Linked DNA regions of Homo sapiens: region 1 is linked to region 2. A link is a contact called in ENCODE Hi-C or POLR2A ChIA-PET data. All regions are on one chromosome and are shown on one strand. The core of a region is the stretch at or near the end of the contact, and the rest is flanking DNA. Distances in the headings are between cores, read along the strand shown.

The links. A loop is a pair of places that touch in the nucleus more often than their neighbours do. ChIA-PET counts read pairs that join two places held with the same protein, here RNA polymerase II (POLR2A). Pooled maps may share reads with other maps.
Region 1: a loop to region 2 is called in a pooled map, with 4 times the contacts of the local background. The contact joins two enhancer-like sites. A Hi-C loop is called at or near these places in 3 of 168 maps with a recorded cell type or tissue (Caco-2, Calu3 and IMR-90) and 10 of 50 pooled maps. POLR2A ChIA-PET finds 5 or more read pairs at or near these places in 3 of 52 experiments (Panc1, T-cell and activated CD8-positive, alpha-beta memory T cell).

Annotation. Positions count from the first base shown.
Region 1 is chr1:94,879,694-94,887,032 of GRCh38, reverse strand. All of the region lies in intron 12 of SLC44A3 (solute carrier family 44 member 3), which reads right to left. Among named protein-coding and RNA genes, the nearest start is that of CNN3-DT, 43 kb to the left of the region's middle. RefSeq lists an enhancer at 1,880-2,766. Within about 2 kb of position 2,697, at least 14 of the 41 ENCODE cell types and tissues checked have a DNase peak (open chromatin) inside an H3K27ac peak, as active enhancers do.
Region 2 is chr1:95,038,294-95,045,135 of GRCh38, reverse strand. The region is part of intron 2 of ALG14 (ALG14 UDP-N-acetylglucosaminyltransferase subunit); the gene reads left to right. Among named protein-coding and RNA genes, the nearest start is that of ALG14-AS1, 20 kb to the left of the region's middle. RefSeq lists enhancers at 751-1,359, 1,360-1,968. Within about 2 kb of position 2,600, at least 13 of the 41 ENCODE cell types and tissues checked have a DNase peak (open chromatin) inside an H3K27ac peak, as active enhancers do.

The DNA of each region.
Region 1 (7,339 bases), core at 1,448-3,947, 160 kb after region 2:
TTTAAACAAGCAAGCAGGAGGTAGTGGCATTCGGCTTTTGATTTATTCCCAAAATTCAGTGTGCATACTTCTTTAGCATCACAAAACAGGTGGGTGGATATTTCTGTCTTGAAATTGAAGCTATAAACACACAAGACAGATACGAGGAAGGATTCCCAAGTTGGCATTGGTAGTATCTCAATATTATGTCCCAATTCTCACTCCCTTGCTTGGGATCCAAGACTCCCTCCAGGTACAGGTGGATTAGTTTTCAGACTTTAATGGACTGGTCACCTGGGACTGTCCCGAGTGGCTGAGAAGCACTGGGGGAAGAACACAATGAGGACGCCCTGTGTGGCTGTGAGGGCTTCAAAACAATGAAATACATAGCACAAGTGCACATGTGAGGGCCACAAAGAGCAGAACCACAAGCTGGAGGGAGAGGGGAAGAGAGGGCCCAGCAGGAGGGATCAGGGAAGGCTTCATGGAAGTGGCATACGAGCTGGCCCCAGTGTTGCCTGTCTCCAGCAGGGTAGGAGGCAGCAGCAGGAGCCAGCAACATGAGCCACAGACATGAGCATACCAGCAGGCTACTGGGGGGCCCCAGCAGAGGAGAAATGGGAAACAGGTCTGGAAGAGTCGGGGGTCAGCCCTCGGTGGGTGGGGCTGATGCAGAGTGTGGAGCAAGAGCAGTGAAAGGAAGTTTCAGGAGGACTCACGATTTTCAGCCTGTGCCTCTGGAAGCTCTCCCAGGCTGCCCTGGGGAAGTTCAGGTCAGATCTCCCTCATCACCATCTTCTGCTGAGCCACGAAGCTCTGCACCTTCCAAGGCTCATTCCTATTCAAGCCTAGGAGACTCCCCAAGCACCTCCACAATGCCTACGGGGCTCTGCTGGAGTTGGGTGGAAATGCTGTGGTGGCCATGCAGCCATTGAGCACACCGACCCGCCAGCAGTCATAAGCCAGGGGCTAGGCCCAAAGACCGTGAGTTCTTCTTGGGAGAAAATAGGAGTATTAGGAATAGTAACTCCTCCAGGCACTCTGGCTCCCCTCCACCCCCACCTCGGTGGATGCCTTAGTGATATATCCCAAATGCCTTGGCACAGACCTAATGATAGCTACAACTTTCTAATTTCCATCTGTGGCCTTTTTCTTTTCCAGTCAGTAGGCAGGTGTGCAACTTCTGTGTGTAAATAAATAATAACGCTAATAATAAATAATAATGGCATTAATCTTGCATGTACTATGTGCCAGGCTCTATGCTACCTCTCCCCGAACACATTCACTCATTTAGTCCTCTTAACTCCAACCCGATGAGGTAGTTAAGGAAACTAAAGCACAGAGAGGTAAAGTAGTGTGCCCCCGGTTCCACGCGTGTCATAGATGTTGCGTCCATCTTCCATGAAGTGGACCTCTAACTCGTTCAGGCCCATCTGCTGGAAAACTTTACTTTGAGCTGTACTTTGTGCTTTTTCTCCTGGAAAGTTCAAAATAACAAAGTGGTGTTCTCATGAGATGCACCATTGAAAACAGCTGAGGATGTGGCAGGATGGCTTAGTGGAAAGAGGCTGGATTCCAGTCATGTTGCCTCCAAAGACTTGCGGAACGGCTTCCACCAAATCACGTCACTTCTCAAGGGCCCTCACTTTGCTGCTTGGAAAAGACTTCCACCAACTCCAATGTTCCATGATGCTTTATGTTTGTGCTTCGTGGCCAGTCACCCTCGGATCATCGTCTCATTAGATCTCATCTGTTTTCACCACAACTCAGTGAAATAATCACCATGGGTGGTATTATTCCCTGCTGCCTCTTTTTTTTTTTTTTTTTTTGAGAGGGAGTCTCACTCTGTCGCCCAGGCTAAAGTGCAATGGCGCGATTGTATTCCTGTGGTCAATTGATTCTGCTGCCTCAGCCTCCTGAGTAATTGGGACAACAGGCACCCACCACGCCTGGCTAATTTTTGTATTTTTAGTAGAGACAGGGTTTCACCATGTTGGCCAGGCTGGTCTCAAACTCCTGACCTCATGTGATCTGCCTGCCTCGGGCTCCCAAAGTGTTGGGATTATAGGCGTGAGCCACTGCGCCTGGCCGGTATTATTCTCATTTTATAGAAAATTGTAATTATTGAAGAAAATGAGATTTAAGTGTCCTTTTAGGTAAGAGAAAATCTAGATTACCTATTTAAGTTACTGTGAGAGCTATCCAAGAACGTTAATTGCAGCTTTAACATAGAAAGAGCGTTTTTTTACTCCTGAAATCAAACGCTTAGCCAGCACAGCTCAGCCTTTTGTCCATCATGCTGAGTCTGTCCTCTCACTGAACTGAACTGCTTTCTTCTTTTGGTGGCAGAACTGTGAACCTGGGTTTCTGCCGACTCTTCAAAAAGGTAAACAGAGTTTCCCTCCGTAGTGGAGGGAAGGTATTTGCCAAAAACCATGCCATGAATAGCCAGCTTTATTTCTGGAATGCCTTCCTCACAGAGTTCCGATATTTATTCTCAAAGCAAGAACTACTAAAACAAACTTGAGAAACTGAACAGTGAATAAATAACACTGGCATTCATACTTTCCTCAGAACTGAAAAAAAATACAGTGAAATCCGAGTCCAGATACATCCCCATACATCCAGGGGCCTTCCTTGGACCTACAGTAAAACTGGCAGGAACCGTCCCAGACCAGTTTCATCTTGAGCCCTGTTTTTATCACAAACACATGTGGAGTGAGGCAGTGCACAGCCTCTGGGCCTTCCAGGGCCCTGCATTCACCGTTCAGATCCCTTCAGGAATGCACCGGTCACCAGGATGCAAACAAACATCCAATGAGATGGTGAGGAGGGAAAGCAGCCAGTCCCCTGGGGCTGCAGCCAGGTGGGAGGTGGGGTGGAAGAAGGAAGGACAAACATGAGAGCTGCCTATGAAGCCACGAACAGGGTCGTGCTATTTTGTTTGCTCTTTTAAAACTTTTCTTTTTGCTTAATTTTTAGAATGGCTTTATTATTTCCATGTTAATCTTAAAAAAATCAAACAACACAGAGACAAAGAAGCAAGAAGGCCACTGTGATCCCACCCCTTAGAAATAACCACTGCTAACATTGCTTGGCCTTCACCCCAGCACCCCTCTGTGAATATACACAGAGGAAGAAAGGCAGGCTGGATACACTGAGCATGCGCTACGATAATGAACTCATACTCTCCATGGTATTTTAAATAAAAGGACAAATGCTCATTTGACTTCAACAAACGAAAATGAAACTAAACTGACACTGAAGGGATACCCAAATTTCAGACAAATTGCACCTTCACACACAAGACGTAGGTTTTAAAAAAGTCTTCTGAAACATTAGGAAGTTAGAGTACTTATTGTTTTTTTAACATAGGGTTTTAAGTTTAGGCAGTGTAGATAAGAAAGTTGAGTCCTCTCACGCCTTCTCCTGCATCCTGATTTTAGTGAGTTTCATTATTCTGACTTTGTCAGGGTTTTGAACACTTATAGCCTCTTTGATGATGAAAGTCTCTACATCTAAGTTGTCTTTGTTTGTTTGCTTTGTTTGAAACAGGGTCTCACTCTGACACCCAGGCTGGAGTATAGTGGCTCAATCATGGCTCACTACAGCCTCAACCTCCTCCCAGGCTCAGGTGATTCTCCCACTTCAGCCTCCCGAGTAGCTGGAAATACAGGCATGCGCCACCACACCTGGCAAAGTTTGTGTAGTTTTTTGTACAGATGGGTTCATGCCATATTGCCCAGGCTGGTCTCGAATTCCTGAGCTCAAGCTGTCTGCCTAACTTGACCTCCCAAAGTGCTGGCATTATAGGTATAAGTCACCGCACCCGGCCTAGTCTTTGTTTCTTAATGAGGTGTATCCAGCACTGCCACCATGCCTGCCCCTTCACACACCTGCTGTGGGCCACTGCATTCACACCATCCTGGAAGGCCCTTGCGGTTCCTCCACTCACAGATGCGGTTCTCTCTGCTGAAATGCCTTCTGACCCCTGGCCTCTCTGTGGGGCTAATATTTGTTGAACAGATAAAGAAAGATCCTCTGGCAAACCAATAATGTCTTCTGAATAATATTTCTTCATATGAAACCCAAATTCAATTGATTGATCCCTTTGTTCTTTCAGCAGAATGGTTGGATTAAAAGGCATCCTAGATATCACCTAGAAAAATGCTCTTATTTCACCAATGAGGAATTGGCAATCTCGACAGGCTGTGACCAGGTAGAGGAAGCGACAAAGATGGAACAGGAATCAGGTGCTCATAGCCAGTGCTCTTTGTTTTAGATAAGCCTTGTCCTCCCACAAATTCAGAAAAGGCCACATTAGGCAACGGCATCTTGCTGGACTTGATCCTTCATTGATCTGCCAGCAAAGCTCTGCACTCAGCAGGGAAAGCCCACCAGAACAATGATTCCTAACGAAGAGGCAGGTCCAAGTTAGAGGACCGTGTCGAAGTGTCACCTTCATCCCCCAAGCTCTTTCCCAGTTGGAGTGCTGTTACATCCTTTAATCCCATTTGACCTGTGCATAATCAGTGGTGGAAAGGAGCAAATCAGAAGCAAGGCCTGGCTTTCTGGAAGGCAAAATTAAACAGTGGACCTGTGACATGGGAAACACGGAGGACGGGGAATGCCTGGGCTGTTACTGACTTCAAGCTTCCTCAGAAGGAAGATGACATAGATGGGCTCGTCCCTATTAGTGAGCGCCACTCCCTGGTTTCCTCCTCTTTACACTTATCCTTGGCAAGGAACTCCAGGCAGCACAGCAAAGCCAGTGGGCCACAGCTTTTGGAGCCACGAGGATGACCACATAGTAGTGCTGTCACCCTGGACATGCTCTTCATCCTCTGGGGCTCAGTTTCCTCATTTGTACAATGGGGATAATACCTACCTAATACGCAGAGTCCTAGAGAAGATAAACTTAGACTGTGTATGCCAAATGTTTACCATGGTGCCTGGCATACTGGGCCAACTCAGTGGATGTCTATGGGACTTACAGACTTTAGAAGGTTGGTTTTTGTTTTTTTGTTTTTTTTTTAGATGGAGTCTCGCTCTCTCACCCAGGCTAGAATGCAGTGGTGCGATCTCAGCTCACTGCAACCTCCACCTCCTGGGTTCAAGCGATTCTTCTGCCTCAGCCTCCTGAGCAGCTGGGACTACAGGCACGTGCCACCATGCCCAGCTAATTTTTTTTTTTTTTGTATTTTTAGTAGAGACGGGGTTTCACCATGTTGGCCAGGATGGTCTCGATCTCTTGACCTGTGATCCACCCGCCTCAGCCTCCCAAAGTGCTGGGATTACAGGCAGGCATGAGCCAACGTGCCCGGCAGAATATTGGTTCTTTTTTTTTTTTGAGACGGAGTCTTGCTCTGTTGCCCAGGCTTCAGTGCAGTGGCATGATCTCAGCTCACTGCAAGCTTCGCCTCCCGGGTTCACGCCATTCTCCTGCCTCAGCCTCCCGAGTAGCTGGGACTACAGGCACCCGCCACCATGCCTGGCTAATTTTTTGTATTTTTAGTAGAGACGGGGTTTCACCATGTTAGCCAGGATGGTCTTGATCTCCTGACCTTGTGATCCGCCCGCCTCAGCCTCCCAAAGCGCTGGGATTACAGGCATCAGCCACCGCGCCTGGCCGATTGGTTCTTAAGAGAATGTCAACCTTCTCTGATTTGAAGCCCAGAACTGAGGAAATGGTGGGAGAGAGGTGGAGAGCAGAAACTGGAACATTCATGTTTTTCATGTGTTGCATGTTTTGGGGAGATAATTTCAAGTCAGGTGCATGTGCCTCCACAAGCACACTGTTGGTGAGCCTAGGGGTGAGGAAGCCAGAGCTGCCCTGCCAGGCTGCTTGGTGAAGGCCTGGTGACAGACAGCCTGGCCAGAAATCCAGTCACTGGCTGCTGGGAATAACTATCGTTTGGTAACATAGTTTGGTCCACCTTGCAGTGAAAAACGTTTATAATTTAAAGGCATTTGCTTCAGAGACATTCACTGTAGTAACATATCTTTTCTTTCTCTTGAGACGGGGTCTTACGACATTGCCCAGGCTGGCCTTGAACTCCTGTGCTCCAGCAATTCTCTCGCCTTGGCCCACGGAGTAGCTGTGACTACAGGTGCATGCCACCACACCAGCTCTTTGCCTTTTTTTTTTTTGTCATTAAAAAAAAATGTAGAACATTCATTTACCATCTTAGCCGCTTTTAACTGTAGAGTTCAGTAGTGTTAAGTATATTCACATTGTTGTGCAACAGATCTCTAGAACTTTCTCATCCTGCAACACTGAAACCCTATACCCACTAAACACTAATTTCCCCTCTCCCTAGCCCCCAGCGCCCTTTTTACATTGTTTCCATGATTTTTGACTACTTTAGATACTTCAAATATTGCATGATTTTATTCATACAGTGTCTACTTTTACTGTGTTTGCCAAATACAGTATTTTGACTACTACATTCAGCATTTAAAGTATCTAAAGTAGTCAAAATACCATATTTGACAAATACAGTAAAAGTAGACAAATACTGTATGAATGGAATCAGTACTGAGGTTGAGAAAGAAATCATACTATATGGATGATTGGAAATACTGAATGGAATCATACAGTATTCGTCCTTTTGTGACTGGCTTATATACTTCAGCATAATGTCCTTGGGGTTCATCTATGTTGTAGCATATGACAGGATTTCCTTCTTTTTTAAGGAAAAGAAGAAATATACTTGGATACATAATATTCTACTGTATGACTATATCACATTTTCTTTATCCATTCATCTGCTGAGGGCACTTGGGCTGCTTCCACCTCTTGGCCATTGAGCGTATGCTGTGATGAACACAGGTGTGCAAGTAACTCTGAGATCCCGCTTCGAATTCTTTTGACTATACACTCAGGAACAGAACTGTTGGATCATATAGTATTATAGACCCATTTTTAATTTTTTGAGGAAACTCCATACTGTTTTCCATAACAGTTACAACATTTTACATTTCCACCAACAGTGCACAGAGTTCCAACTTTTCCACATCCTCACCAACACTTATTTTCTGTTCTTTTGATAGTGGTCATCCTGATGGGTGTGAGGTGATATATCGCAGTTTTGATTTACCTTTTCCTAATGATTAGTGATATCGAGTGTCTTTTTGTATTGGCCATTTGTATAGCTTCTCTAAAGAAATGTCTCTTCAAGTCCTTTTCCTTTTTTTTTCTTTTTTTTTTTTTTTGAGACAGAATCTTGCACTGTTGCCCAGGCTAGAGTGCAGTGGCGCAGTCTCGACTCACTGCAAGCTCCGCCTCCCAGGTTCACACCATTTTCCTGCCTCAGCCTCCCAAGTAGCTGGGACTACAGGCACCTGCCACCACACCCAA
Region 2 (6,842 bases), core at 1,351-3,850:
ATCACTTCCTTATATGCTAGCTTTAACTGTTAGAAAAATAATGAAGAAAGAGACCTAAAATATTAAACACTGGGAAAGGAGCTTGAATAAAAGGAAATGATCAATATGGGCCCAATAGTGAAATCTTATTGAGACATTAAATATGGTAAAAATAAATACAGAAGCATGTTCCTGATGTTTAAAAACTTAACAAAGATTTTCAGTTTTCCCAAATTTATAATGCAGTAGGTGTCAGAATCCTAATGCTTTTTTTAAAAAAAAAATACTTTGTTTATTCAGCAATAAATATTTGCTTTCCATTTGCCAGGCAATATTATAGATAGTTGGGATACACAAGTGAACAAAAAACACAAAAAAATGTCTGCCATCATGGAGCTCACTCCACTTGACCTGGATGAGAAGACAGTAATACCAGACATAGTGAAGAAGAAAATAGTAAAGTCTGTTAGAAGGTGATCAGTGCTGTGGGGGCAGATTGCACAGGGATGGGGAACTGGGAATTTTGATGGGGTGGAAAAGTTGTGATTGCTCTTAGGACCTTGAAGGCGATGGGGACTCCTGAGAGAAGAGTGTTTCAAGCAGAGGGAAAAGTCTCTGGAAAAGCCATAGAGAGGAATATTCCTGGATGTTGGTGCAATAGCAGGTAATCCTGGTCCCTGGAGGAGAGTGAGTGGAAGGAGAGACACTGAAGAGGAGATGGGAGGAGTGGGCAAAGACCAGATAATTTAGGACCTTGTAAGCCCTTTTAAAAACTTCCTCTCTTAATCTGAGGAAAATAGAGACCTGTTGGAAAGTTTTGCTTGGAGGAGTGACACAATCATACTGTTTTACACAGGTCACTCGTGTGGCTGTGTTACAAATACACCAAAAGCAAAACCAAGGAAATCAGTTAGGAGGTTGTTGCAGAAATCCCAGCAAGAGATAATGTGGCTTGCATCAGGAGGGCCAGGAGTAAGGGAAAATAGTTGGATTCTGGATGTTTTTGAAAGTGGAGTTAACAGAATTTCATGGCAGAAAACAGAGGAATCAAACATGACTACAAAGCTGTTCTGAGCAATTGTAAGAATGGGATTGCCATCACCAACCCTGGGATGTCTGAAAGGGGAGCATCCCGATCTCCAAGGGTCTTTAAAGTGTTGCCTAGAGGAACCTGGAAACTCCCTGGGATTTAGAGGGACTTCCCAGAACCACTTTGCACAGATTCAAAACCGTTTCCTAAACTCTACACACTTGTGCACTCTCTCTCCCTCCTTCCCTGTCTCCCTTCCTCCCTCATTCCCTTCTCCCTCTCCCCTCCTTCTCTCTCTTCTTCCTCTCCTCTCTCTTCAACCCTCTCTTTCTCTCTCCTCTCTCCCCCTCCTCGCTCCTTCTCCTTTCCTTCTACTTCTTTTCCTTCTCCTCTCTACCTTCCTCTTTCCTCTCCTTCCCCTAAAAGGTCCTTGAAGCTTCAGAAATGGACCAGGCGGGCCCCTCCAAGTGTTGAAGGACTTATATTTTCTTTCCTCTGCAATGTCACTCCCTCATCCTGCCACCAGGTGGCAGTGCACTGCTGATCATTTAGCCGCTGACCTGCACTAGTTCTCAGTAGAGGCGGTAGAGAGCTGAACATAGAGCCTGCAGTCGGCCTTTTAATGCCTCATTCTTTAATGTGAAGTAGGGCTTCTCATCCTCGTCACTATTGACATTTTGGGACAGACAAATCTTCATTGTAGGGGAATGTCCTGTGTGTTACAGGATGTTAGCAGCATCCCTGGCCTTTATCCACCAGATGCCAAGAGTGCTCCCCCAACCCCCACCACCAGTTATGGCAACCCAAAATGTCTCCAGACCTTATAACGTGTGTATGGGGGGCCTCCCCTCCCATCGCCCTTGAGAATCAGTAGTTGAATCAACATCTACAGAATATCAGACATTTGAGGAAAGCCTCTAAAGAGAAAACTAACGAAAGGAACTAGAGAAAAGGGCATTTCAGTGGCAGTGGGGAGTTTAAACGAAAACAATTATGTTCGAAGAAATGAGAGGGCATTATTTCATTAAAACAAGAATGAGACCTATTTTTTAAAAAACTAAGAACAAAAAAAACCCCTTGGCTATTAAAATTTTGATTTCAGCAATAAAAATTCAATGAAAGATTGGAAGATCACATTGAAGAACTCAAGAAAAAGATTAAAAGCATAAGGAAAACGTAAAAAACAGTAGAGAAAGGCAAGAAAATTAGACAACCAAACTGGATGTTGCAAGTCCATTATTCAGAAGGAACAAGGAAATGGGAAAAGTTCAAAATGAAACAAAATTATGACCCAGGGAAATTTCCAAAACAGAAGGACCCGACTTTTAAAATAAAAGGACTATCCTGAGTCCAGTGAAAGTGTAGTCACAAGACACGTCATGTACAGTTTCAGAACTAACGATGAAGAGAAGATACTAAAAACTTCCAGAAAGAACAAGAAAAGGAATCACATTTGAGGTTTCAGAAGTACAGTGGAGCAGTGTCTCAAATGGATTCCTCATGTACCCTCCCACAGAGGGTGTGCCCCACCAAAACAAGGGGCACCCAAAAGGGAGACTCAGTTCCAGGGATCTGGGCCTCAGTCCAGGAGAGAAGGGAAGGGAATTCTCAGGACAGCAGTGAAGGGAGTTCCAGTGTGAAGACTTCATAGGTGGTCCTAGAGAACAAACAGTTGGGAACAGAGCAAAGTGACAGAGAACTCCAGAAGACATGGTGCCAAGAAAGTAACAGGAATGATAAATAACGCGAAGAGTCTGACGAAACTGAGAAGACCAGAAGAACTTTCAAACTGTGTGTATGTGTGTGTGTGTGTGTGTGTGTATGTTTAAATCAAAGATAAGCAAAGGACAATGAGTGCTTTGAATGCAGAGGAGGGAGAGATCTCTGTGAGATAGAGTGTTGGGGTGGGGGCTTCTTCAAAAGAGTAGGGAGATATTGGTTGATTTTTGGTTTTGTCTTTGAATATTTTTCTGTATTTTCTAAAGTTACAATTAGAAAACAGCTATTTTTTAGAAACAAAACTAAGAAGAGATACAAGCCCCAGTGGGAGTAAAAACCTACTAATATGAAATATTTATTTTTTTATAAATATCTAAATAAATATTTTCTACAGAAATAATCCAAACACATACCACAAGCACCAATATTTTGAGGCTCATATCCTTTTATTTTGGAAGTACAAAAGTTTTGCTGCTAGTGTAATAAATAGGGATTCTTTTGGTTTGCATTCTTTTTTTGGTTTTGCATTTTCTGTTTATATAAGAATCAGTGGCAGTTTGGTGGTTGCAGGATTTATCAACCAGCTCTTCTAAAATTAACATGACATTCTTCCACTGAACACCACCTACTGTTTTCCACAAGGTGGGGTGCTAACTTCGCACAGTGGACTGAGACTGTGTACAGCTTGCTGAGATGTCTACATTGAGTGTATTTGTTGTTACTTTCCACAGTTCCTAAGCAGTTCTTTTTTCCCTTTCTTTTTTTTTCTTTCTTTCTTTTTTTTTTTTTTTAAAGAGACGGGGTCTCACTGTCTGCCCAGGCTGGGGTGCAGTGGTGCAATCATAGCTCACTGCATCTTTGAATTCCTGGGCTCAAGCAGTCCTGCCTCAGCCTCCCAAGTAACTGGAACTACAGGTAAGGCCCATCACACCCAGCTAATTTTTTAATTTTTGTTTTTGTAAAGATGGGGTCTTGCTGTGTTGCCTACGCTAGTCTCCTTCTGCCTTGGCCTCCCAATCAGTTCTGAAAGAAATGTTTGTAACTGTATAGTTTAAACTGTGGGGTTTTATTTAAGTTTGTCAACTGTAATGTATATTACAACTGGTGGCTTAACATAGTTATGGTTTTGAGTGTGTATAATGTATATGTGCACTTTTCCTCATTCATATGGACCTTAACTTACTGAATTATAGGTAAAGGTAAAAAAAAATCTCTAATTTGAAAGGAGGCCGGTCTAAATGAGCAAAATATTTGAATAAGAAAATATTTGTAATTTACTGCAAATAGAGATTCTGATGTGGCCATTTCAGTGAATAGATTCTTATTTTTGAAATAGTATATCAGGTAGATATATACATGCTTTTAAAGTATTTTAAACAGCTTAATCTCTTAAATTCCTCCCCAAATCTCAATTATTCCTTCCTCTATCTCTAGACCTAAAGCCAGTCAGGTTAAACTTTCTTTAAATCATGTTCTGAACAGATGAAATTAAAATAGCTGTGAATAACATAGTGCCGTTATTTCAACCTTGTGGTAATTTAACCAATTTCCCAGTGCCAGTTAAATTTGTATTGTATGGGATTCTTACAACATGAAGAGCAGTAACATTTTATAATATAGTACTGTTGTTTCTCCATTTCAAAGCAAATTTATGGCATTCTAATCACCAATGTTTGGTTTTAAAAACATAAATAGCACAATTAAAAAAAAAATCTATACCTTTGAGTACAAACATACAATTTATTTTGTGCTGTTATAAAATCAGGACATGGCCTGTTTTGGAATTCCCTACGTCCTTCCTTTTGTACAAATGGAGGCTGTTAGATCCTTCCAGCCTTTAGGCCCAAGGAAATAATTCTGGTAGTTGCAGTCACACCACGGACAGCATAATTCTAAGCTCTGCATGTGGCCAGGCTGTGACTAGAGATGTACTTACAGTTTTAGTCAGGTTTGACCAAGCAGGTGAGCATGGCAAGGAAGTAAAAGGGAAACAATGGGTGCCGAGGGATACTCCCTTGTCCTTCAAATACCTGGTAGATGCTCACTTTATGGTGCTTATGAAATGTCATGAAGCAACATATGAGTAAGGGAGCTGTGGGTCCTGCTAATAACCAGCTCTGTCACCTTGTGTGAATCAACCCCTCTGGGCCTTAGTCTTCTACTGTGAAATAAGGAGGCCTGGCTGAGATTAGGAATCTTATTTATTTATTTATTTATTTATTTATTTATTTATTTTGAGACAGGGTCTCACTCTGTCACCCAGGCTGGAGTGCAGTGGTTCAATCTTGGCTCACTACAACCTCTTCCTCCCAGGCTTAAGCTATCCACCCACCTCAACCTCCCCAGTAGTTGGGACCACAGGTGCGAGCCACCACACCTGGCTAATATTGTATTTTTTGTAGAGATAGGGTTTTGCCGTGTTGCCCAGCCTGGTCTTGAACTCCTGAGGTCAAGTGATCCGCCCACCTCGGCCTCCCAAAGTGTTGAGATTACAGGCGTGAGTCACTGCACCCGGCAGAGATCTCACACCTGGCTTTCAAGTCTGACTTGTCAACGTCAAGCGAGGCTTCTGCTCCAGGCTGTGTTTCTCCAGGGCCTGTCAGCATCAGTCCAGCATCCAGATTCCTGAATATTATCTTCCTAGATTCCCAGTTGTCTTCCTCCGTCCACTTGCCTGCTAGGTCTACCCATTGCTTCAGTTATAGTACAAACTCCTGTCTGTCCCATTTCAACCTAAAATACCTGTGTATGTTTTCTAATATTGATATATTTTATACTTAAAGAGTATTTTACCAACTCAAAATTATGCTCCAAACAAGACCACAGTGAATCATGATGTGCTGTCAGCCTGTTTCCGCTCTTGCTATTTGCTCCCCAGGTCATGACAGTACCGTTCACCCTAGGTAAAAACCTGAGAGTTATCCCAAACTCTCCAGCGTCCTAAATCTCCCTTCTCACTGCTTGTCATCTCCATTCCTCTACCTTAGTGCTGCTGCTGGCCGTCAGGCCTTCAGCATCATTCTTCTGATGTATTTCAGTGATCTCCCCAATGATTGCCCTTCTCTGGTCGTGCCCTCTCCCCTTCTGTCCATTCTCTTCATAATTACTAGACTGGTATTTCTTGAATGCATTTCTGCTCCCATTATTCCGCTCCAACTCCATTTTCTGTTGTTCCCTATGTTGCTTCTTACGTACCAAAATACAGTTCCCCAGATATTCCATGCTATTTCATGTCTCTCAGCTCTGAACACGCTGCTTCCTCTGGCAAGAAGACCCTTCACCAACCACACCCACACTATTATACTTAGAAAATTTTATATCCTGCACAAGTTAGATCAGGAATCTCTTCATGAAGCCTGATTTACCTTATCAAAGAATAATGTATTGGCTGGGCGTGGTGGCTCACGCCTGTAATCCCAACAATTTGGGAGGCCAAGGTGGGAAGATCATTTGAACCCAGGAATTCCAGACCAGCCTGGGCAACATAGGAAGACCCCGTCTTTAGAAAAAGTTTTTTTAAAATCAGCAAGATGTGATGGGGCATGCCTGTAGTCCTGGCTACCCAGAAGGCCAAGGTGGGAGAATCGCTTGAGCCCAGGAGGTCAAGGATGCAGTGAGTCATGATCATGCCGCTGCTCTCCAGCCTGGGCAAGAGAGGGAGACCCTGTCTCAAAAAAAAAAAAAAAAAAAACCTTATAGTTTATCACTTTGTTTTTTTTTTTTTTTGAGGTGAAGTTTTGTTCTTGTTGCCCAGGCTGGAGTGCAGTGGTGCAATCTTGGCTCACTGCAACCTCCACCTCCCAGATTTAAACAATTATTTTGCCTCAGCCTCCCAGGTAGCTGGGATTACAAGTGCCCATGACCACACCTGGCTAATTTGTTTTTTGGGGTTTTTGTTTGTTTGTTTGTTTGTTGTTTTTGAGATGGAGTCTCACTCTGTCACCAGACTAGAGTGCAGTGTCACGATCTTGGCTCACTGCAACTTCCTCCTCCTGGGTTTAAGCAATTCTCCTGCCTCAGCCTCCCAAGTAGCTGGGACTACAGGCACGTGCTACCATACCCAGCTAATTTTTGTATTTTTAGTAGAGACAAGGTTTTACTATGTTGGCCAGGA